Regions from separate parts of the Homo sapiens genome. Here regions 2 and 3 are each linked to region 1. The links are chromatin loops, found by intact Hi-C in ENCODE. Cell type or tissue: Calu3. All regions are shown on one strand.

Region 1 (8,000 bases):
TTTCAACTTGAAGTATTATTAAGAGGGTGGCCTTCAAGTAAAACTTAAATTACGATTATTTTTAACCAATTTTTGGTATATATTATGTGCATTTTAGCTTAGAATATTGACTCTAAAAACGGAGGAGATAATACATTCAGAAATAGAAAAATTTATTTGATTGGAAAGCTGATTTTATTAACATTTTCAAAGTTATAATTTTGTTTTAAAAACTTTTCCCTAAAAACATTTTTAAAATGTCAATATTGTGATAAAATAATTCTTAATATATATTATCTTCTCATTAGATTTTAAATTTATGTATCTTTTGGTGTACAAAACTTTTTTTTGTAAAATTGAATATCTGTTATATTAAAAATAGTAAGCTGTAATGGAGATTCAAATAACACATTTTATTTTAACTATATAATCATTTCATTATGTTTTCTCTTACATTGTGGCTTTAAAAATTTTGATGATGGTAATTATTAGTGTAATTTAAAATATAGAAAATTAAAAAAATTTATTAAATAATTAAGATTAGATAATTAGGAATTTTAATTACTTTATAATATACTACTCAATTTTTCAGTATTTTGAATGCATTGAAAAAAATAAGATGCACCAATATCTACTAAGAAAATATGATGAGGGTTATCTTTCCAAACATGCATTATCAGACTGATTCTATACTTTCTCAAACATTTTAGAATTTTTCTCCATATAACATAGTTATTATTGTTAATAAAAATGAGTTATTATTAACTTATCAAAAGCTGATTCTATTGAAGCATATATTTCAATTTTAATTAGTACCTGAATAAAATAAAATTTGGACAAATACATAATTTTATATTCACAAGTTGGAACAAAAATATTTAGTCTTTAATGAATAAGGTAGATAAGCAGGAGAAAGAATTATATATAACAACATTCATCCAATATTTTAATTAAGCTGCTCTACGTACATAGAGTACTTTGGCCGAAAACATTCCTGAGAAGTCAATGTTAGAATTCTTTACTCATATTATCATTGTAGATATACTTCAAGATGATCACAACTGATAAACAAATACCGTGCTCTGTAAGGTGGAAAGGAAATTTGATCATGTAGAAATTATCCACCAAAGTCAGCTATTTTATGATAAATTTAGATGTTGTATGATTGCTTTAAATAACAATAGAAAAAATGATTCAAAATTTTGGAAGCAGAATGGGAGAGCAGGAGGAAAGGAAACATTCTCAAGTGCTTCATTTGGTTCAAGTGACAATGACATATCAAGTAAGCGTATTATTCATCAAACATTTTTTTTGTTATAAAAAGTTCATTTCATTAATAAGTTTTCATTTGTTGTTTCACTATTTCCTGAATGCAAAGGCATGGTTAAAAATCCAGAATAATATGTAGCTTTGATGAATTAACTTAGAACCAATTTGATGAACTTTTTTGCTATGCATTTGTTAGAAATGAAAAGACTATAGTACTTACAGAATACAATTGCTGGATTCTTAATTTTGCACAGTAAATCTTAAACAGATCTGTTTTTTTTTTGAATATTATTCTTAACCATAGAGCTCTTGTCAATTCTGTTTTTTTCTTAATAAAAAGTTGCTTTCAAAACACTAAACATTTTTTAAAAACTGAAAACCTTATTATGAATTTGTTAACTGCATTTTAAAGTGCAAGAAGATTTAGAGGTTATCTAATCCCATCCCTATTATTTTCCTTGAGAGACAACTGAGGCTAGAGGAATTAAATAATTTGTTCAAATTGCATAGCTACTTAAAGGCACTTAGAGGATTTTCATCTCAAGAAATTTAGAAAAAGAATGATACCCTGTAGTATCCATTTCCTTCAACTTTTCTAATTAGAATTACTCTGAACTGTGAAGCTACAAAAGCTCTAAGAAAACATTGATGTCTTCTTGAAGACAAACTAGTAAAGCTTTATGTATATAAATCTGTGTGTGTGTGTGTGTGTGTGTGTGTGTGTGTGTGCGCGCGCGTGCGCGCGCGCTCGCGCTGTGTCCTGTGTATTTCTGGGGATGAGTGGACATATCCAATTTATTTTCTCAGTCAACTTGTTTTACCTATAAGTATAAATAACAAATATTTCATGTTGTTGGCCTATTTTGCAGCTTAATGCCCTTTTTTATTAGGAATTTGCTTTTTATTCTTTCAGAAAATGCCTCATCTGAAAAACCACAAGAAATGAGATTAAAAAGCAGAAAGAAAGCATATATCCAGTAACTTTAATAATAAAGCACCAGAACTGTATACTTCAGCTATTCTGATGATTGTTTTGAAAAATGAAAAATTATCTCAGAGCAACGTGGTAAAACTTCACTGTATATTGTGATTCCCCTGTTGTAACCATGGCTGATGCCAACACATGTTCTGCATAAGTAGAGAAACAAAAATTGAACTCAAAATGCCCCAAGAGTATTGTCCTTCATAACACCCTGGTGTCCCGTGTGTGGCTGAATGAATAACAAATGACTGAGCTATTAAGATACTAAACAAAAGTCATCTAGGCCCATAATATTGATGTAATAGCATCTCAATACTGTATTTGCTTTCAATAGTTTGTGTAGAATAAATTTTTCTATCTAAAAAAGAAATCAAACTGAGCTTGGTGGTAATTGCTTCAGGAATTTTATAAAAAGGGAGTCCAGCTGTAAGTCTTTTTCGTAGTTACACATGTTTAGTATGACAGGTATATTAACAACTATGTGATTGTGCAACTTCCTACTTTATTTTTTACAAGGTCTAGTTCTAGATGTTGATGTTAGTCTTTATGAGTTTAGCTTCTTCATCATTAACTACCAAATTTACAACTAATATGGAATCCATCCAATAGTTGATATATAAAGCATTTATGGCTGTACACCCAGATCTCTTTCAGCACGATTAAAATCAGATTTTCAAGTTGCTTTGAGAGAGCTTGAATTAAGAACACTCAAGTTTACTATATAAGCGTATATAAGTGTATATTTTCTTTCTCCACAGAGTCGTGATCATGAGGGAGTTTATCATTGTCATTCCTAATGTCAACTCTGGTCCAGGTGATGTGTTTGTTGTACACATAAGTGTGTTATATGTGGGGTTGTGCCCACAGGGATATAGTAAAATGAACCATACTACTCTGTTTTCATCATATTTCATAAATATCCAAATTATAGAGACATAATAAAAGGTAAACAAAGATTCTCCCATTGCTCAACATTTATAATAGTTCATCTATGTTTCAACATAGTGGCCCTCGCTACCATGAATATTTTCTATAATATAGTATTTGAGATGCATTGATGTACTCAGATTCTAGAAGTCCCAAGAAAGCTGCATCAATTTACATAGTGCAGGCAGATGTGATGTGAGCACCACATTATATGCATGTAATTTTGTATATTTCCAATCCCTCTTTATGTTAGAAAAAGCATCCTAGTTTAATGTTATTGAATTATTACTTAGGCTCCAGATTCACTTTAGAAATATTTTTATAGAGAGAAAATATTTTTTCACTCAAATTAACACATATAAAATAGAAAGAATAAGGCACATAAAGGCCATGGGCTGCATTTTGCAGGGGATAGGTTCTGGTTGAATGAGATCTGGGATGTGTGCCAAATTAATAGAAAAAATCCTGTTCTTCCTCTCCAATAGCCACAATGTTCATTATTAAAAAAAAAGCATACGAACCACAGGATTTGATTTTAATAACACCAATGTCTTCATTAATCTGTACGTTCCATTTAGCCTCATTATTGAGCAAATGTTGAATTAATGCAGTATACATTATTGTTGGATTTTCCTTGCAAAACCTCTTTTCTCTCTTTTATCATTCATTCAGAGACCATCATGCGTATGTCATGTTTTTACACAGGCCTGAAGCCCTCAGAAATTGAACTCAAAATTCTTCCATCTAGTCTAGGAGAAGACTTTAGGTTTGAGAAATCTACAAAGGGGTGTGAGAAACAGAACTGCAGATTCCCATTCAAAACCATAACTATTTTTCTGTCTTTTTAATGCTGTCATGTCAAGACACCTGCAACTGAGATGATATTTCCTCGATGGTCTCTGGGCCTCCTTCTAAATCAAGAGTGGTGATAGCCAACACTGCTTTGTATCTGCGAAACAAATAGTGGCCTTTGTCCAGCACAAGTCCCTAAACAAACTTAATCTCTCTAACACTGTGACAGATGACATTTAGATGTCCTTGTTACCCTTAAAATGAGTTTTATTGACAATCAGAGAACAAAAAGAAGGCCCAGATAAAGCCCAATGTTTTATAGGCTTGCTAACAACATCTTAGTCCAGAGGGTGAGGAGAAAGCCTGAAGTTGCCCCCATTTTCCCCTGCTTTGCTATATCACCATGACAACAGATATAGAAATCACTTAGTGACTCCTAGAAAGAAAACACAGTGACACAGTACCCCTTGTATGGCGAATCAAACTAAAGCCTTCATTCAAATGGCTATTCAGCTTGGGCATTCATGTAGAGGATAGGGTGGATTTTACACAGGTAACTACAAGAGAAAGGCCAGCAAGCCCTCCAGCCACAGCATATGGCAAAGTCTCTGTCTAATTAATGCATCCTCAATAGAATTTATCCATTTTAAATTTGTTTTCTTTTACTTGAAACATCATTAATGTAAAGGGCAACATTAATCAACATCATGGAACTTAAAAGGGCATTAAAGAGTGATCTTTTTCCCTATGCAACAAGAATCTTTTCAAGTAGTTGTGTTAACTGCAGCAGATTCAAGGCACATTCTGAGTTTGTAATCAGAAGGCAAATCTAGAGAGGCCTCTACTGGCGAATCTGTCTCTGTGCAGTTGTCCTTGCGGAACTGCCCTGGAAAAACAAGCAGGAGAATGACTTTCGGCTTTTTTTTATTGGAAAGTTGCACACCAGATGGATGACCAATGAATATACTGTATAAAACATTGAATAATGGCATTCACACTTTTGAAGCTGTCATATCTAACTGCTTATTCTCAGGTAATAAAAGGACCCTCAAGCTCTGATGTATGAGCTGCTTGGACTCAAAGAGATGTTTTAAGATTATTCAACAAAGAAATAACAGGTAATCTTTTTTTTCTTTGTACATAACGCTCCCATTCAAGTTTAAGATTTAAAACTATTTTGATATGAAATTGTATTTCTTGACATTGTTTGTTGGGGAGGCACACTGTTCACACACATATCCATATATCTCCCACAACCAACTAAAAACTGAAATAAAATCTTTAGATGAAACTAAAGTGCCCATGAAATATTTTGATTAATCAAAAAGCGAAAGTTTACTGCTAAGATTTCCTAGGAAATGTGAACAAAATATAGTCCCCTCAAGTGATATTTAACCTGAAAATATCATTGCACTATATTTTCATGAAATTAGGCTGAAAATAGCTTCACTGCTTTGTGAAGTCACTTTTGGGGGAAAAAAAGTAAAGATTTAATTTTTCCACGAGAAGTTGAAAGTTATTTAATATTTCCTAGGATGAAGATACTTATGATGTCTCTATATAAGGAAGCTCAGGGACTTTTCTCTTTGAAAAAAGAAAACCTGACTCCATAAATGTCTTTGTTCAAGTGTGGAATATTATGGTAACACTACATGCAATCTTGAAACTTTTCAAAAGGCAAAACCCTAATCCTCTTGTTTTACAACATTTTTATATCCAATATTTTTGAAATCTGATCATACCGAAATACTATTCAAATTACATTTATTCTCTTATATCTTTCAAAAATTCCATGAGTTATTTTTTGCTGTAATATCTGATATCTCAGGGTCCCTTGCCAGCATATTGTTAGTAGGGTCATTTCACATTTCAAATGTGTATTTCAAATGTTTAGTTGAGATTTTGAGATAAATTTGACCAAGTAACTTTTCACAGGGTGGTTTGGTTAGCATGGCTCAGTAAATTACCTTTGGATCATACAGGTAATTCTTGATCTTAAAATTAAATTCTGTTAGATGGCTTGAGATCACTACCTTTTAGTCCCAGTAGTGACACCTACTGGTAAAAAGAGAACAAAAAATAGTTTTAGCTTTCTTTCTGCTGTTTTAGAGAATCTTAACCAGGGACTCTGTTGTTAATAAATGTACCTTATTTACGATTTGTTTTCAGGTCTTTAAAATACAACTCTACATTACCAAAAACTAATTAGTGAGGGGGAAAACCCAAACAGAATAATGCAGGTATTTAATAAGGAAAAAGAAAAAAAACTTACTAGCAGAGGAGTATAGTAAAACTTAACACCAAATAGTGTAGAGAATATGTAATTACAATCTTTTGAGTTTTTATATATTGTAGAAAATGAGAAGCCAAGCTTTAGCAATAGTTTTTCTGAAAATGCCACATTTCCCAGTTAGAACTGGAAGATGAAAAGGTCAAAATGCTGTAAAAAAATTACTTAACATTTTTTTGTTTCCACAAATGTTTATTAAATGTTCTATATTTAAGAAAGAGCAAAGTCAATCCAGGAAAAAAAGAAGAATATATGCTTGATAGCAACCCAATTGTCAATAATCTTTGAGGATTTATGCTAATTTAACCAGAAATGCTCTTTCAGAACACGGATTTATCACATGTCATAGAACATTGAAGTCACATTAGAATGTGGTTAATTTCTCCACTGAGCTAGAAGCACATGGTTTGCAGAACATTGGCTACAGTAAGAACATACTCTGCATCAGAGAGGGTTCAACATTAACAACGTCTGTAAAAACAGAATCACAGCTGTCAAGAAGAGGTATGATCTTTATTTCTCCTAGAAGCTTCAGTGAAGCTCCTCTTTAAATTACATTTGCTCTTAATTTATAATATTATGACACTACACATTCCAGTTTTTCATAAAGCACATGAAGTCTTATTTAATAAGAAACTGTTTTAGATAATTATCTGAAGACCCATATAAAACTTGTATAGTCTTTTTTTGACTGCTAAGTAATTCACTTGTTAAACTATAAAACACAGCATCAATAATTTTAGAATTTTACAGTCATATGAGATAAAAATGGCAGACTGGAAAGAAATACATTTCAACCCAGGTTTAATTGGAATGAGCCTTTTTATCAAAATGCTCCTAATATTTCTTTTAGGAAACTCTAGGTCTTTGTTAATATTTCAGCTTACAAAGAAAATACAGCTATCAGTATCCCAAAATATTGTTTTGCCTTGGGGATTGTGGTCAGGTATATAGTAAGGCAGAGAATCATTTAATCCATGATACACACTTGTGACTACTTTTGTGATATCACTGAAAGGAAATGTGTGAAAATGTCACAAATTACTCAGCAGACAGTTAGCTATATTGGTGTCTTTGAAACCATGTTTGGCTCTGCTGTGTGCTTTTGTTTGTACAACTTGAGCACATGCTTCAAAATGTCATCCAAATTACAAGCATGCAAGGAATGAAGTATTACTTCTCTATCAATTTCAGAAGCATACTACTTTTATTTCATTAAATAGCTTATCAGCCAATCACACTTGGTAAAATCATGAAATTCCTTTCTTACATTTTTTGCAGGAGATATTCTATGTTGTTATTTATGATCTAAAATAAATCTTCAAATTTGTTTATGATGGTAAATATGGGAAAACAAAGGACTTTTAAAAATCATGTAAATTACAACATAAAAATCTGAAAGCACAACATTTATACAAAATCATTTGGCCAACTTGCTGGCAATTAAGTTGGGATACAATGTGCTCAGGGTGAAAACAAGATCAGAAATTAAAACAAAGTAGCCAGAAAAAATTGGAAAAGTTTTGGTTTTGGTTTTGGTTTTGGTTTTCCTGAGTACCTGGACCTGCAATTCAGCTGATCATTAAACACAACCAGAAAGAAAGGCTCTATTTTGCCTTTAGAGAGTTCATCCAGAGACTGCACAAGGGATTTGTACAGAATAAAGCCTCACAAAACCCAAGGGCTGTCAGAGGGAAATGGTATCCAGGAGGACAGGGCAGGCCAAGCATCCTCTCAACAGCAAAGCCACACAAGAGAGCC
Region 2 (8,000 bases), 250 kb before region 1:
AAAAGAAGAAAGCAACTGAGTAAATAGTTACCTTTACAAATTATAAATATAAACCTACATATAAAAAGAATGAGAAAATAGTGACTACCCTAACGGTACTTGAATGGGTTCTATTAACAAGGCAAATTTTCCACTGGTAATACCTTAAATAGATTTAAAATATTCTGTCTCATTTAAAAAAATATGGAAGTAGAGATGATATTATTTGAAAAGTGGGTGACTTAAAACTATTAATAGCTCAATGATGAAGACATTGTTGATGATGCGAAAAGCTTGAAAACAATTGTTTAAGTTAAGATTTTAAAATATTTTTAAGTTACCATCTACTCATCATTTCTGCATGTATTCATGGAACTAACTCTACAGGGAAATTAACTTTAAAGTAGATATTTGACATTTTACTCATATATCTAAAAATTGCTAAAGTCAAGTTGGCTAGGAATTTTTGAATCTTCTGTTTTGGGTAGGAAAATATGAATGGCTTTGCTGAGATCTCCCTTAAAGACTTTACTTTGTTATTTCTTGAAACAGAGTAAGCAGCCCAGCTTCTAATATTGGTGGAACCCAATGGAAGAGAACAAAGGGAGTCCCACTGCCACATATAGTGATTATCTAAATTTATTTTTAAAATCTGACAATTAAATAAAATATATTACTCTCATTTTACATTGAAATATACCTTCACCCATTGTGGTGGCTCATGCCTGTAATCCCAGCACTTTGGGAGGCTGAGACGGGAAGATCACATGAGCTCAGGAGTTCAAGACTAGTCTGGGCAACATGATGAAACCCAGTCTCCACCAAAAATACAAAAAAATTAGCCAGGTATGATGGCACACCCCTGTGGTCCCAGCTACTCAGGAGGCTGAAGTGGGAGGACTGCTTGAGCCCAGGAGGTGGAGGCTGCAGTCAGCTGAGATTGAGCTACTGCACTCCATCCTAAGAGACAGAGTGAGATCCTGTCTCAAGAAAAAAAAAAAAAAAAACCCGCCAAAAATATACCTTCATAAAAACAAAAATTTAAAAAAATACTGCAAAGCAATTGTTTTCATGTGCCTGGAAAGTCAGCAAATACTAACAAATTATGATACTTTAATACTGTACATATTTGAGTGATCTGGTAGTAGGTCAGGAATGTTTAAATGAGTAATAAAATAAAGGCCAGCAGTGTTAATAAATTCTTATTGCTCTTATTTCAGCAAAATTCCCAGTTATCGTGTTAATATAATTGAGATGTTTTATGTAATTTGTGTTGTGAGTATAATGTTAAATTTGACAATCTTTCTGAAAGCATGGTAGGCCCTAGTTTTCATTAACTTTTTTATTTTGTTTTTGACATGGAATCTTGCTCTGTTGTCCAGGCTGGAGTGCAGTGGTGAGATCTTAGCTCACTGCAACCTCGGCCTCCTGGGTACAAGTGATTCTCTTACCTCAGCTTCAGCCTGCCTAGTAACTGGGATTACAAGCATGTGCCACCATGCTTGGTTTATTTTGTATTTTTAGTAAAGATGGGGTTTCACCATGTTGGCCAGGCTGGTCTCGAACTCCTGACCTCAAGTGACCCAGCTGCCTCAGCCTCCCAAAGTGCTGGCATTACAGGCATGAGCCACCAGACCTGGCCTTAATTTTGAAGAAACTTCACTTTGCTAAGCTTTACATACCATGCATTATAGGTTGAATCAAACTATAGTTTGTAGTACTTTGTTACGGCAGCCCTAGCAAACTAATACACCATGTTTAAGCTCTGTAATGAAGCCACATATAACTTGTTTCACTGATAAAATTTAAATATATTATAATGTTTTCTCCTAACAATCTACTTATTTCATGCTTTTACCATCTCTTAAAATAAATTCACAAATCATACAATTCTTCCTTAAAATACTTCAATATTGAGATATTTTAAAGTAAACAAGAAATAGCAATGTGCTGTTCAATTCTTTCAAGTTGCTTTTCAAATGAGAAAAAAACTTGATCTAGTGTGGCCAGCAACTTTTGTCTATAGAAATTAAATCTTAGTAAATATTTTATTAAAATAAAACTATTCACAATTCTAGCATTCAATATCCACATTGCTGCCAGTACAATGATCTGTATTTAGCTTCAAGCATGTTACATCTAGACCTACATTTATATAAATATAAGACGAATGTGAATTTTTTAATATTGTGAATTTTTTCTCAGCCACTGGGTGCAACTGTTATAAATACTGCAAATGTATTGTGAATACCTCTGGGTCCAATAATTAGAACATGAAGAAAAGCAAAAAAAAAATTAATGGTTGACATTATTGAGGAGTAAATCTTCATTGAGCACAAAATATTACATTCATACTATGTATGATGAAAGATTGTACTAGTTAATTAATTTGTATTTTTCTCTTCTCTGTATGCTTCAACTACAAAAATCTTCCTTGAACTGTGAAGCAGTACCCATCTCTAATGGCACAACCTGCAATTCCTGAAGATGTTCAAATGAATTCAGCGAGAGCTGTGGATGAGAGTTCCCTTGGAGTCTGAATGCTGTTAGTCCCAAGAGCCAGTGGGTAGTTGTTTGATACCAATGCTGAGCACTGAATTCTTTGTGACTTAGGGACCCATGTGTGTTTTAGTGAATTTGCTTTTGTTTGCTTCTGATAGACAAGACATAAAAGACCCTTTAAAATGTGGAGCGCAGTACAGGAATCCCTTTTCCCTGAGTCTTTACTGCTTTTTACTGAAGGGGGGTTAAGATCCCATAGAGTCTACTTTTCTCATGATTTTTTTCATGTCCCTTTCTAGGTCCTCATCTCTTCAACATGTTTGTAATTGAGCCATTGAGAATTGTTTCACTTGTTATCTACTAGACACAGAAAGATAAGAGAGAAAAAAAGAGAAAAAAAATCACGTAATGAAACTCTATGTGCTCTAATTGATTTGCTTCAGAGTTTGCTATGTCTGGCACATGTTCTTCAGATAATGTGTGTGTATCTGTATGTGTGTGTGTGCAATTACTGTCATTTTCAGCTTTTATTTAAAATGAAATAATGGAAAATACCCTATTTTTGGTTTTATTTATTTATTTATTTATTTTTGAGATGGAGTCTCACTATGTTGCCCAGGCTGGAGTGCAGTGGCACGGTCTCAACTCACTGCAACCTCCACCTTCTGGGTTCAAGTGATCTCCTGCCTCAGCCTCCCGAGTAGCTGGGACTACAGGCATGTGCCACGACACTGGGCTAATTTCTTGTATTTTTAGTAGAGACAGGGTTTCATCATGTTGGCCAGGCTGGTCTCAAACTCCTGACCTCAGGTGATCTGCCTGCTTTGGCCTCCCAAAGTGCCAGGATTACAGGTGTGAGCCACCATGCCTGGCCTATTTTGGTATGTTTTTGAGAGAAGAAAGAGAAAAGCACACAGTCTTTCTGCTTCCTGCTTTAACATTACTGATAATTTTTAAACCTAGAAATATTTATGGCTAAATTTATAAAATTCAGTACACTCAGCATAAAAACACAGATTCAAGTACCATAACTGGATTATAAACTTTACATAATAATGAAAAATAATAATGCATTTAGATTTTTCACAGAAAATTTATTTAGGGTTCCTATGTTTATTTTTTGTATGTTAGATTATGTTCTAAAGCATTTATGTAATTATTAAAAATTAATAATGTAATTAGAACTACAGAAATAAACTGGAAATGAAAGTGCATACCTTTGTCTATCAACTGGAAAGTCCCACTTGGAAACTGTTCAGATGTAATAATGGCACCATTATGACGAACACAACAGTGTCATCACACACGGAGTATTTCCGCAGGTCGAGGAGTAATAGTGTGCAAGTGACATATTAACAAAGACAAACTTGTTTCATTTAGGTAGTGTTAATTAGTGCCTCATATAATTATCGACATCTGGTCTGGTTTTCACCTGCTTTCCTTTTGCTGATAAATCCCATCTCCATTTAGGTGAAGTCAGCAGATTAGGCTTCAACATAAAGGACAATGTATCTAGAAAAGTATACAGGCTTTAAGGTAAATATCAAAAAGAATTGATAAATACTGAATAGAACCCCAAAAATGAGAATAATTAACATAAGAAAAAACAATACATGTATATTTATATCCAGCAGAATCTTTGTAAACCATGGACCCAGTAGTTCAGAAAAGACTCTGAAGACTGTACCTATAGATTCATCCTGTTTCAATACAGAAAATATTAATTATAACTTGCTTAATTGGAAACAAAAGAAGTATAACAATACTTGGAAAGCAGATAACAAGTTAATGGAATTTTCTGATTGGTTAAAAATTACTTTGAAATAGATTGTTCTTTCAATACTTATTGGTTATTGAAAGCCTATTTAGAAAGCCTTCTAAAACATGCAGTTAGTGACTTCCACCCTAGTAAATAGTATGCAAATGTTTTCTGGAGATTGAGGATTGTGCAATGTTTCAAACTTATGCTATAAAGTAAAAAATGTGGTACTGTACAGGCATATTCAATGGATTGAAACTTAATCCAGAGGGACTATAGCACAAACTCCAAAAGTTATTCTCTTGCACAAACTCCTCCTTGTTTTGCTGTCATTTACGTTTTTTTTTTTTTCTAAATCTGGTGTAGACAGTTGAAATATGCATTTTTCTAGTGAGCGATTTTGCCAGTAATTTCATTTTGTTTTACCTTATTAAGAAAATCCCTCTGACAGTTCTCATTCTGTTTATACAATCATTTATTTTTCCCTCTATTGGGTCATTTCCAGTAATATACAAACATGCTATATTTCTTTCATTTAAAAATATTTTATCTAACTAATTTTTTTGCCAGCTGCTTCTACAAGTCTCTCAATCTTTTCCACAAGTCTCCATAAAATAATGGTACATATCTGCTGCCATTTCCCTTTATCCCCTTTCCAATCATGCTTTTGTGTCCACTACATGACCAGAACTTAACTCTTCAGGCTCACGTTCATGTTGCTAACTCCAGTAGTTACATTCTCAGTCCTCTTCTTCCTAGACCCTTATCAGCATTTGTCCAACTGATCCTCGCCATCTCCTTGCTATGCTTTCTTTTCTTGGCTTTCCGAACACCATACTTTCTTACTTTCTTGGTTTTCCTCCTACCTCAGTGCTCACTCTTTCACAATCTTCTTTTTTTTTTTTTTTGAGATGGAATCTTGCTCTGTTGCCCAGGCTGGAGTGCAGAGGCACGATCTCGGCTCACTGCAACCTCCACCTCCCAGGTTCAAGCGATTCTCCTGTCTCAACCTCCCGAGTATCTGGGATTACAGGCCTGCACCACCACGCCTGGCTAATTTTTGTATTTTTAGTACAGATGGGGTTTCACCATGTTGGCCAGGCTGGTTTCGAACTCCTGACCTCATGATCCGCCCGCTTCGGCCTCCCAAAGTGCTGAGATTACAGGCCTGAGCCACTGCGCCCAGCCAATCTTCTTTTGTTCAATTATTTTCTTCTCTGAAACTCTAAATTTTGGGATTTTTCCCTATCTACATTTATTTTCTTGGTGACTTCATTCAGACTCAGGATACTAAACAATATTTTTAGGCCAAGAAATTCCAAATATATATCTCCAGTCCAGACCACTCTCCTGAACTCAACATGTACATTCAACTACCTGCTTACAATCTCCACTACTAGATAGAAACTCTAATAGATAACTCAAACTTAATACGTCCAGAACTGAATTCCTGGTCTTCCTTTAAAAATCTTACAGTCTCACTTACAACAATGCCTTTCTTTCAGTTCAAGGGTGGCCAACCATCCCAGTTCACCAGGAACCGAGTAAGTTCTCAAGACGAAGAATTTTCATTGTTAAAACTGGGAAATTTCTGAGCAAAATACAATAAGTTGGTCACCCTACCAGTTGCTCAGGACAAATATCTTAGTGTCATCCTTGATCTTTCTCTCACATCTCATATCTGGTATATTAAAACATCCTGTTGTCTTTACCTATTAACTGACTGATTCCCACCACCTCCGTTACTACCACCTAGTCAAACCACCATCTTCTCTCATCTGAATTACTGAAGAATCCTCCTGATTGTCCTACTTCCACCCTTCCATCTTTTATCATGAATTCTCAACGCAGCCACCAGAGTAATCTTTTAAAAGTATAAGCCAGGTCATGACGTTCCTTATTTTCCAAACCTTGCAGTCTCCTCCTATTTCAAAGTAAAAACCAAAATATCTACAATGGCATATAAACCCTACATAATGTAACCCTAGCTCCTGCTCCATATATAGTCCCACCAAGAGTTGATCATTTACCTCAACTCCTACAATTATTGTCCTTGCTCACTTTGTTTTGCCACATTAGTTCCCATGATATTTCTCTTTCCTGCACACAGACTACTGTCTTAGGGCCCTTGCACTGGAAGTTTCTTCTGCTTGAAACACTCTTCAGGTATTTCCATAATTAACACTTTCATCTGCTTCAGGTTTTGCCCCAAAATTCACCAACTGCATAATCATCTTACTATTAAAAATTGCAATCCCCTCCACTCCCCTGCTCCTTTCTGTGCCCTATCTTTCCCTATAATTCTTGTAATATTTAACATTCACATAATTAACATTTTATCGTATGTATTTTTGTTATCTTTCTACCCATGCTAAAATATAAGCTCCAGCAAAGTAGAGAATTCAAAAAATATTTCTCCGCTGATACACACAAAATTCCTAGAACAATACTTGACACATGAAGCACTCAATAAATATTTACTGAATGAACAAACATATTTATTTAACTTCACCTTAATAAGTACCTTCTAAATTCCCCTCACATTCCTAGCTCCATCCCAGGTGCTTATGGAAGACTTTAAAGATGAATGAAACATTGTCCTTAAATTTGACAAACTTACCATCCATTTGGAGAGTTGAGATATAATTATTAAGAAAGCAATTAAACATTACAACATGTAGTAATAGCTACAAACCTTGTGATCATGAGAAAATTTGAGTTTCCTTATTTGCATAATTAGTTGCTTACCTTGGGGTTGTCTAATACACTTTCAACTCTAAAATAATAACACTTTATGATTTTATAAATTATTAATGTAAAGGAATTACTGAAGAGAGTTAGGTGTGGTCAAACCACTAGAAGAAGCTACACGAATCAATAAGTATAGGAGAAACTGGGAGTCAAAAAGTATTAGAGCACACTCTACAAATCAGAAGGATAAAGAAGAGTAGTAGCAAATCTTTCCAAAGGGAGGAGAGCTTACCCTGATTAGAAATGACAGGGTAGGTCTGACAACAGGGGACCCTGGGCAAAATCTTCACTGCCTCCAAGATGAAAGTGAGTGCAAGAAAATTAGTGTGCACACCTGGGAGAAGTCACAGAATGCTGGGAAGTCTGGAACTTGGAAATCAGTGAAATAGGAAATCCCTCTCCAACCTCCTATGACTTTCCAGAACTGAGATATACATGCTGAGAAAACTGAAAAATACAAACATACTCGGAAACAAACAAAACTGAGCAGGACAGAAATGACTGGGAGAAATGGAGGCTGAAAAATCAGATAGTGGGACAATCCCAAAAGGAGGAAAGTTTTCAAAAGGTCCTTTAACAGCAAAATATAACGTCTAAAACATAAAGCACTGAGTAAATCAGGCTCCTAGGGCTCATGAGCTAAGCATAGGCTGGAGACTGAAAGTTGTCCTGAATACAGTTAGATCTACATGAAGAGAACACATTTTGAGCCTTTCTGGTAGTGACCTGTAAAAAAGTGGATACCTTTAATTAACAATATTGGGAAAGCTATGCTACTGCCCATTCCCCTTCTAAGAAGTCCCTGCCTCCTTCCCTCCCTCCCTCCTTCCCTTCCTCCCTTCCTCCCTTCCTTCCCCCCTTCTTTCCGTCCTTCCTTCCTTCTTTCCTTTCCTCTTTCTGAAAGGCCTCACTTCACTGCCCAGACTGCTTTTTAACTCCTGGCTTCAGGCAATCCTCCCGCCTCGGTCTACCAAATTACTGGGATTATAGGCACGAGCCACAGTGCCCA
Region 3 (8,000 bases), 290 kb after region 1:
CAAGTTGTACATTGGGATTTGGGTAGAGGTAAGAGGAAACACCCTCAAATAGATTTGGATCATTCCAGATGTCCTATAAATGAAGTTTGACATTTGCTCAAGTATCACCACCTCACTGTAAAAGCAACGAATCTACCTTCATTGTGAAAATTTGGGGACTAGAATTAATGAGTACAGTAACCTTATGGATAGAACCTTCAGAGTTTTTCATTATCTATGTGAAGAGATAATTCTAAATTATTTGAGATCTAGTATCTGTCAGCTTGGGGACTGGTGTCTAGTCCCAAGACTAGACAAAGGAAACCCTTATTAGTATTTTTATTTTCCATTTCAAATAAAAAGGGTATGTGTTAAAAAAAACTGAGCTGGTTCAAGCTGTAAAGCATTTCTTAATTATAGTTTGGTAATGCCTGAAAGCCAGAGGACTCCCAGACAAAAAAGAAAAAAGTATGTTGATTAAATATTTTCCCCTTTTGAGGGTAGATAGAAAGAATAAAAGGAATTTCAAAGTCTCAGGTTGTTAGGAACCTGCAAAGGTGATTTCTTTTTTTCTATTCCTTCACCTTGGCAAGGTGATAAGGCAGATGAGGAGAAGTAGGAGGCACAGGGCCATGAAAATGGACCCAAAGTGATGGGGCTCTGTTCTCTTGTAAATGGCCATCCTTCCAGGACAGCCTTTCTCACAGGCTGCTTCAGCATCTACTGACTGATCTCTGAAATTCGTTTCTCTCATTTCACCTTCATACCTCAGAGTTTGTAATCCATTCCTTTTGTGCTGTTAATGATAAACCACCTGTAAAGACCAGTTTAATTTCTAAAGAGATGAAAATATTAATTACACAGACTTTAAGAATTTTTTTTAAATTTTTTCCCTCTCATTTTTTTTTTGTTGTTTAAAACAAACAAACCTTTTTCACTTCTTCCTCTCTTTTCCTCATTTATCATCTTATTTCTTATTTACAGTTTTACTTGTTTGTGTTAGTGGCAGGATGATATTAATTTCAAAACCCTTGGAGACATACTTTGTTGAATCTGAAAGTTAAAGGTGGCTTTGTGCTTAGCTTTTTCCTAGCAAGATCTAATATTAAAATGTAACTTGCTATTACAAAACTTTTCATGTAAATTATGTGCTTTAAAAAGAAATGAGAAAGACTTCCTGAGAAAATGGTCTTTATCATGCTGTATCCTATGAGCATCCTGTGGCCACTGAAGACTCACATTCTCTTACTCTTACCAACCTATCACTGTTTCCCATTCATTATTATGCTCTCACCTTCACTCTGCTTGATATTGCTTTCTTGTCCAATCACCAACAAACACTTATCTTTGCCTAGAAACCTCTTCCACATTTGGTTTTCAACACTTAGAACTTTACATTTTATGTTTTTCTCCTACCTCTCATTTTTATTTTTACTTACATTTCGCCTTTTCCCTCCCCCTTTCTGGGATGATTATTAAAGCATGACTCTGCCCTTACTCAGCTGTTGAGCATAACCTACCACCCACTTTTCCTAAAACATTTAGTAGTGATTTAAAAAGAATAAAACAATAGGAAAAGAGATTGTCTGAGGATACACAGTTCTTTCAGTCTAGACCTGTGATTATCAACCATTTTGCAGTCATGGGCTGCTTTGAGAATCTGCTTAAAACTAGGAACATTTCTCCAGAAAGATTCACACAATTGCATAACACATACTGCTGTAGTCTGTTTTGTGTTGCTGTAAAAGAATACCAAAGACTGCATAATTTATAAACAATAGAGTTTATTTTGTTCACAGCTCTAGAGGCTGGAAAGTCCAAGAGCAGGGTGCTGGCATCTCTTGAGAGCCTTCATGCTGTGTCATCGCATGACTTAAGTCAGAAGGGCAAGAGAGGCAAGAGCAAGAGATAGAGAAGGCCAAATTCACTTTTATAACAACCCATTCTCACAATAACAAACCTACTCCTGTGATAATGACATTAATCCATTCATAAGGGCAGAGTCCTTCTGGCCTAACCACCTCTTAACAGTCCCATCTCTCAATATCGCAATGGCAATTACATTTCAACATTAGTTTTGGAAGGGACTTTCAAGTCATAGCACATATCAGTCTAGGTACACGGATTCCCTGAAACAAGGTGAGTCACTGCTTTTCCAAGTAAGCTAAATTATATCTTATATGAAAATGGTCAATTAGAAATCATTGTCCCTGAACAGCATTATTTGGGTGATTCCAGAACTGTTTCTAAGGAACTGTTCCCTAATGTTAAGTCCGCAAAGCATAATGGGATACACTTCAAGAAGCACATCCAAGAAATTCATTATTTTATTAAAGGAAGAGATATTATTCAGCAGTTTGTTCTCTGATTCACATCACACTCAGCTTCAGAAATCCCTCTGTTTTACTACCAGGAAGCCTGTGCCAGGCACACTCCCACTTCCAGATTCTCCTACCTGACCTTGTCTTCTTTAGAGATGTTTAGGGTTGACACTCACCTCCTCCAGGTGTTTCCTCAACTACAACCCCATAGTTTCTAATATTCCAGTAAAGGTGCTCATCCAAAGGCTCCCTCTCATGTGACTCTGTGATGTGTGTTTCTAAAACATCTCTACCAAAGTGCCCATACTTGTAGAGACAGTGAGTGTATGGTGCAGGGGAGGAAAAATTTCTCCTCTACCTTGTTAGGGTTTCTGGCTGGGCCTAAAAATTAAACTGATATCAACAAATGAAGAGGAGAAAGCATACACATTTTATTCAGTAAAATTTTACATGTACATGTGCGTTCTAAGGATATATTAAAGACTGAAAGAAACAGAGCCAAACACTTACATACAGGGTTGAACAAAGAGTAGTAAATTACAAAATGTAACAAGAGAAAGGAGTTTGGGCTAAGACAGTTAATAGTGAAAAAGTAACTAGTAACTAGAAAGATAAAGGTTAATTTAACAAGGTTTGTTTGTATACATTTTTCTTGGTCTCCACTCCCCATCTCTGGAGATGAACATGTCTTAGTTTCTCCAAGTGCAGGGAAGACATCTTTCACATGGAAGTTTTATTTCCTTCTTTCGGGAAGAAAAGAAGGAAGATCAGAGTGCCCTTTTGCATCTACTGTTTTTCAAATTCTTTTAATTCAAAATAATCAATATGCCAGAGTGGCACGTTTTGGAGTGGCATGTTCTGAGTTCTTTCAATGTCAACAGGGCTTTTAAAACTTCTGTTTTCGTGTAAAAATACACATGAAGTTGGTTTTCTACTCCATTTGATATAAAGATATTATTTTTAAATTACTTGCCATTGAGGGAAACAGATTGTCCATGAACATACACTACGTAGATCTAGGACTTGCAATATTGGCTGAGCACTAGAGAAGAAGCCTAGGGTATATGAATTCCGTGGAGATTGAGAAGCTCAGCAATAGAATATTCATTGCTTAGTCTAACTCTTGTTTTGTAAAGTATCTCTACTATTTGAACATTTTTTTGAAAAAGTTTTTTTGCCTGAAAAAATGCTTCTAGGTCCAGCACCAATTTTGCCTCTTCCATGATCATGACCTATTTTCTAATTCCCATAACAGGAATTAATTGCAACTTCTCCCAAAAAAAGAAGTCAATTATATTCACAGAGATCATAAAATGTAAAAGAACTGACTGAGAAATGCAAAGTAAATGGACAGATATTTTTAGAATCCCTATAACGTGCCAGTATGTTCATAAATTATTTTATTTAATGTTGCATTAATTCCATGAGATTTCTACTGTTATTCTCAAATGAAGACACATAAGCCAGATGTTGAATAACCTGCCCTAACACACTGCCAGAAAGTGGCAAAGATAGTTAGAAATTTTTGTTTGTATAGTTTTAAAATCCGTAATTTTTATTGCATCTAGTTTAGTTTTCTGGCCTCTATAGCAATTGCCTCTCAAAAATGGAGACAAACAAATGAACCTACTTAATTCTCAAAATAGAAATGCTAATGAGTACTGATAATGACTTTGTATTTTAGTATGTTTTTTCAATGAAGAAATTACTTTGTAAGACAGTATTTATTATTTACAACAAGTTTTCTTGACACTGTTTTTCATCCATCAAGAAGCGGCATATCACTGAATAAAACGGTAGAATAGAGGATGCTTTTGGTTTACAACTTTTATATACAGACCCCTGGGAAGTTACAGAGGTATTGCCAGAGTACCTAAATCTATATGTGCATTTTGAATTGTTTGCAAGTTGAATAATGTGTCTCATGGAAACATTAATTTGCATCTAGTCTTTAGAATGTATATAGAGAATATTCCCAGTTAAGAAATATTTTACCGAATTCAGAGTCATTTTTTACACTTTATTTTTTAACTAAATGAATACTTATATACCTGAAAGCACAGAGATAATCAATGATTTTATTTTATTTTAGAAAGTGGTTTTAGTGCTGATAAAGATTGAGAACTCCTAGAATTTCTTTTTAAAAAAAAAATTGCTCCATGTGGTTTTCAGAAGTAAACTAAATTTACTTTTGCACTGCACTGCACTTTATGTCTCTGTGGAAACATTTTGAAGTACATGGTGGATTTAATCCCATTAATCTTTGGAAATATGATGAGTGGTTCCGTTTCTGATTTTTCATAATCAGCTGGCCTAGCTATAAGATATTATTGCCTTATAGGGACATCTGCTGGTAGATAAATAAAGATCGGGAACAATAAAATACTGTCTTCTCAGTATTTCCCAGGGCATCCCTCTGAGACTGCAGGCTTGTGTGCATCTGCTTCAGATAGTGCATGGCTATTCAAGTTCTGAATATTGTATCATTTCACAGTCCAATCCTGCTGAGGTAACATAAAACTTGCCTTCATTACATATATGCTTTGTTACCACAACAGATTCACACAGGTATTAACTTAAAAAAAAAAAAAAAACTGACCACATATTATCCTGGAAACCTCAGGCTTTCTGGAAGCTTATGTAGTCTGGGGCAGATGGCATGAGAATTGCCGCACTTGGAGTACACAGACTCCCCACAATAAGTCGTCACGTGCTCTGTTACCTGCCTTGGCTTTTTCAGATACGCATTATCATCTGATACATGCAAAAAAAAAAAAAAAGCCGCTCTTTCTGTTCCCAAATTCCAAAAACAAAAGTAAAATAAATTTAATCATGTTACCAACTTCTTAACCTTAAGGCCTTTTTTTCACAAGGAAAAATATCCTAATAACTTTATCATTAAGTTGAAATGCTCCTCTTTCACTCAGCTACACAAGATTTTTCAGTAAGAATTAGCTGCACTAATTAATTACTACCTATTACTTCAAAAATAATTACTTGGTGAAAGTAAAGCAACTGGTAGTACTATTTCTACTAACCTTAACCATCACCAGCAGGATGAAATAATTGATTTTCTTTTGGTGTTTTATTGAACAAAGATTACCTTCATACTCTGTCTTTGGAAAAGCAGCACTGTATTAAATCACATATTGTAGACTTAAAATTAAATTGCCCATAAACGTCAATATTGCCAACAGTACAGAGTGGTAACTTATTCATGCCACTTCTTTAAACTCACCACACATTAATGTGCTAATGTGATGGAAAATAAAGAATCATCATGTGCCTTCCAAATGCTGCTTTCCCTATTGTTTATATATGTATTTTGTAAGTGACTAGAAGACTGTTTCATCAGCTAAGGGATGCCTTGCCAAAAGAAATGACATAATCGTTAACTAATTACAACTAAATGATAGCATCACACATTTTGACAGGTTAACACACATTCTATTACAAGTTGGAAACTTGAGAAAGAGAATAATAAAGCTACTACTCTTGCAAAATCCTCAAATGCCAATAGGGAAAATAAACTCTTTAAGGATTTTCACCAACCATGTGTTTTTCTTTTTCTTCTTGCCCTCATTGTACAAAAGCAAACAATGTGAAGTTGAGTTAACATTCTAAACTAATTCAGTAATCAATTAACTTATTTTTACCAATTTTATCCAATTATAAATCAGAGTCTACCCACATTCACAGTTTAAACATGCTGAAATCATCATTTTGGGCCCTTTTCCCCTTTATCAGTGAAGCAGCAAGATACATGTGGGCTGAGATATAAAAAGAACAAGGAAAACCAGGAGAGGAAAATTGGTATTTTCAGATGTAATCTAGTTCATTAAAAATCCAAAAGCAAAACACAAAGACGTGCCTGAAATGGCATATTACCAGAATTGTCTCTGAAGAGCTTCTCAGTTTAACTGAAAAAAAAAAATTTTAGAAGGATTAATAAAAAATTAAATCATCTATTTTATAATTTCTTACAAAATGACTCCAATACTATAAGTAGAGTGTCTCATTGTTCTCAATCACCCCATACATATTATACCAAAATTCTTCAGAAAAGAAAAAAAAAATAGAGAGTGCTTTCTAAGCCCTGTCCTTTAGAAAGTAAATAAGATGACAATTAAAGAATTGTTCTCCACCCTTGTAGGTACTGAAGTATATATAAGTAAGTACTACAGACTGTTAAACCCCATACAATGTGACCGGAGAATCACTACATGTCAAGTGGCATGCATTTAAGTATAGAATATCTAGTTGTTGGGTTTTTTCTTTTAGTTTACTTATTATAGCTTGTAAAAAATTTTCCCTTAATTCTACTGTTATAAAATTTCACTAGCAAAGACGTAAAGTTGGCCAGTTTGCTACTGCTAGGGTAATGAGTAAAGAGAGTTGGCATATCAAACTAAACACTGGGCAAACACAAAACATTGGAAATCAATTACAATATAATATAAGAAGTAAGTCATTTAAGATATTTTGTCCTTAAGACTTGATATGGAATGATAAAAATTTTAAATGACTATATATTTTCCTTGTGGGAGAAAACTGAATGATTACTTAGCATACAACAAAAGAGAATCTAAAAGGAAGGAATGTTAACATAAGAAGATGAAATGAGATCCATATGTTAAAGGGTGATATTAGTATTTCAAACCCCCAAAAAATTGTAGAAAAAATTAAATTACTTACCTTTCTAGTTCAGTACAAATGTCCTACAGCTAATTATCATGAAATATTGCCTGGAAATTAACCAGTCATGTTGTGTTTCTATCTCCAGATTTACAATTAGTAATGCTATTAATGTGGTTCCTGTACTTAGCGTTACTAATTATATTGCTATGAACTAATGGTGTTAAAAATAGCAATAGCCATCAACTACCAATTAATGCTTAATGAGAGCATATAAACCCTGGCATTGTAATGAATTTCAAAATTATGGTTGCTTGTATTCCTTTTGCAATCATGCAAAAATGGGTGTAACCAGTAACCACTGAAGTAGGGCATTGACTGAAAGCATAGTTACCACATCATTGCAGGAAAATCAAGAGAAGAAATAAATGGCTCCTTCAAGGAATATATATGTGTCCTTTTAATCTTACAATTCAACACACAGATTTTTGGAAAGATTCTTTTCTAGTTACGCATATAAAAACACAGCTGAAGCATGATTTGTAAAGATGTTGTTTCAAACCTATGAATAAAATAGGACTTTTTTTTAAAACTTTGGAAGATTAGTTTCTATAAAAGAACCAGTCAACAAATCATTTATCCTAGAATTTACATAGGGTATAATATCTCAGAAGTTCAGACATAAGATAGGGATATTAGCTAGGTTAAGCTGGGTTATGCTACAGTAACAAATACCCACCAATGGCTTAACATTCAAAAATTTATTTCTTGTTTATGGTGTATGTCCAGCATTGTCACTTAGGGACTAATGCTCACTAGTTACTCAGGAACCCAGGCTGAAAGAGATTCCATCTTGTCATGTGTTTTCATTACCTGCAGAGGGAACTGGGAAAATTGTCTTCTGTCTATTATTTCTATCCAAAAGTGACTTATATTACTTTAGATGACATTTCATTGGGAAAAAAAAACAAGTCATATGCTTGTGTCTAAGTTCAAACTGATGGAGAATGACAGCAAGAAAGAGAAAAACTAGAAAACCAAGAAACAACTATATATGTTTTAGTA

What was found. A loop is a pair of places that touch in the nucleus more often than their neighbours do. Peaks named below come from ENCODE experiments on the same cell type or tissue, not always from the same donor. Only the 100,000 strongest peaks of a DNase experiment are listed, where the experiment ranks them.
Region 2: it touches region 1 in a loop (2.8-fold over the local background); 9 of 110 quality-filtered maps call a loop at or near these places.
Region 3: it touches region 1 in a loop (7-fold over the local background); 12 of 110 quality-filtered maps call a loop at or near these places.

The regions. Positions count from the first base shown.
Region 1 is chr3:148,071,515-148,079,514 of GRCh38, forward strand. LINC02032 (long intergenic non-protein coding RNA 2032) reads left to right here and starts at 6,645. Exons shown (of 2, transcript NR_134937.1): 1 at 6,645-6,743. In Calu3, CTCF peaks have their summits at 4,795 (motif pointing left) and 6,007 (motif pointing left); a DNase peak (open chromatin) is centred at 4,807.
Region 2 is chr3:147,817,585-147,825,584 of GRCh38, forward strand. No RefSeq gene overlaps it. Among named protein-coding and RNA genes, the nearest start is that of LINC02032, 260 kb to the right of the region's middle. In Calu3, no CTCF peak of the experiment used is centred here; no DNase peak of the experiment used is centred here.
Region 3 is chr3:148,362,274-148,370,273 of GRCh38, forward strand. It overlaps LINC02046 (long intergenic non-protein coding RNA 2046), which reads left to right. Exons shown (of 5, transcript NR_146712.1): 4 at 1-28. Among named protein-coding and RNA genes, the nearest start is that of LINC02046, 85 kb to the left of the region's middle. In Calu3, CTCF peaks have their summits at 4,640 (motif pointing left) and 4,840; no DNase peak of the experiment used is centred here.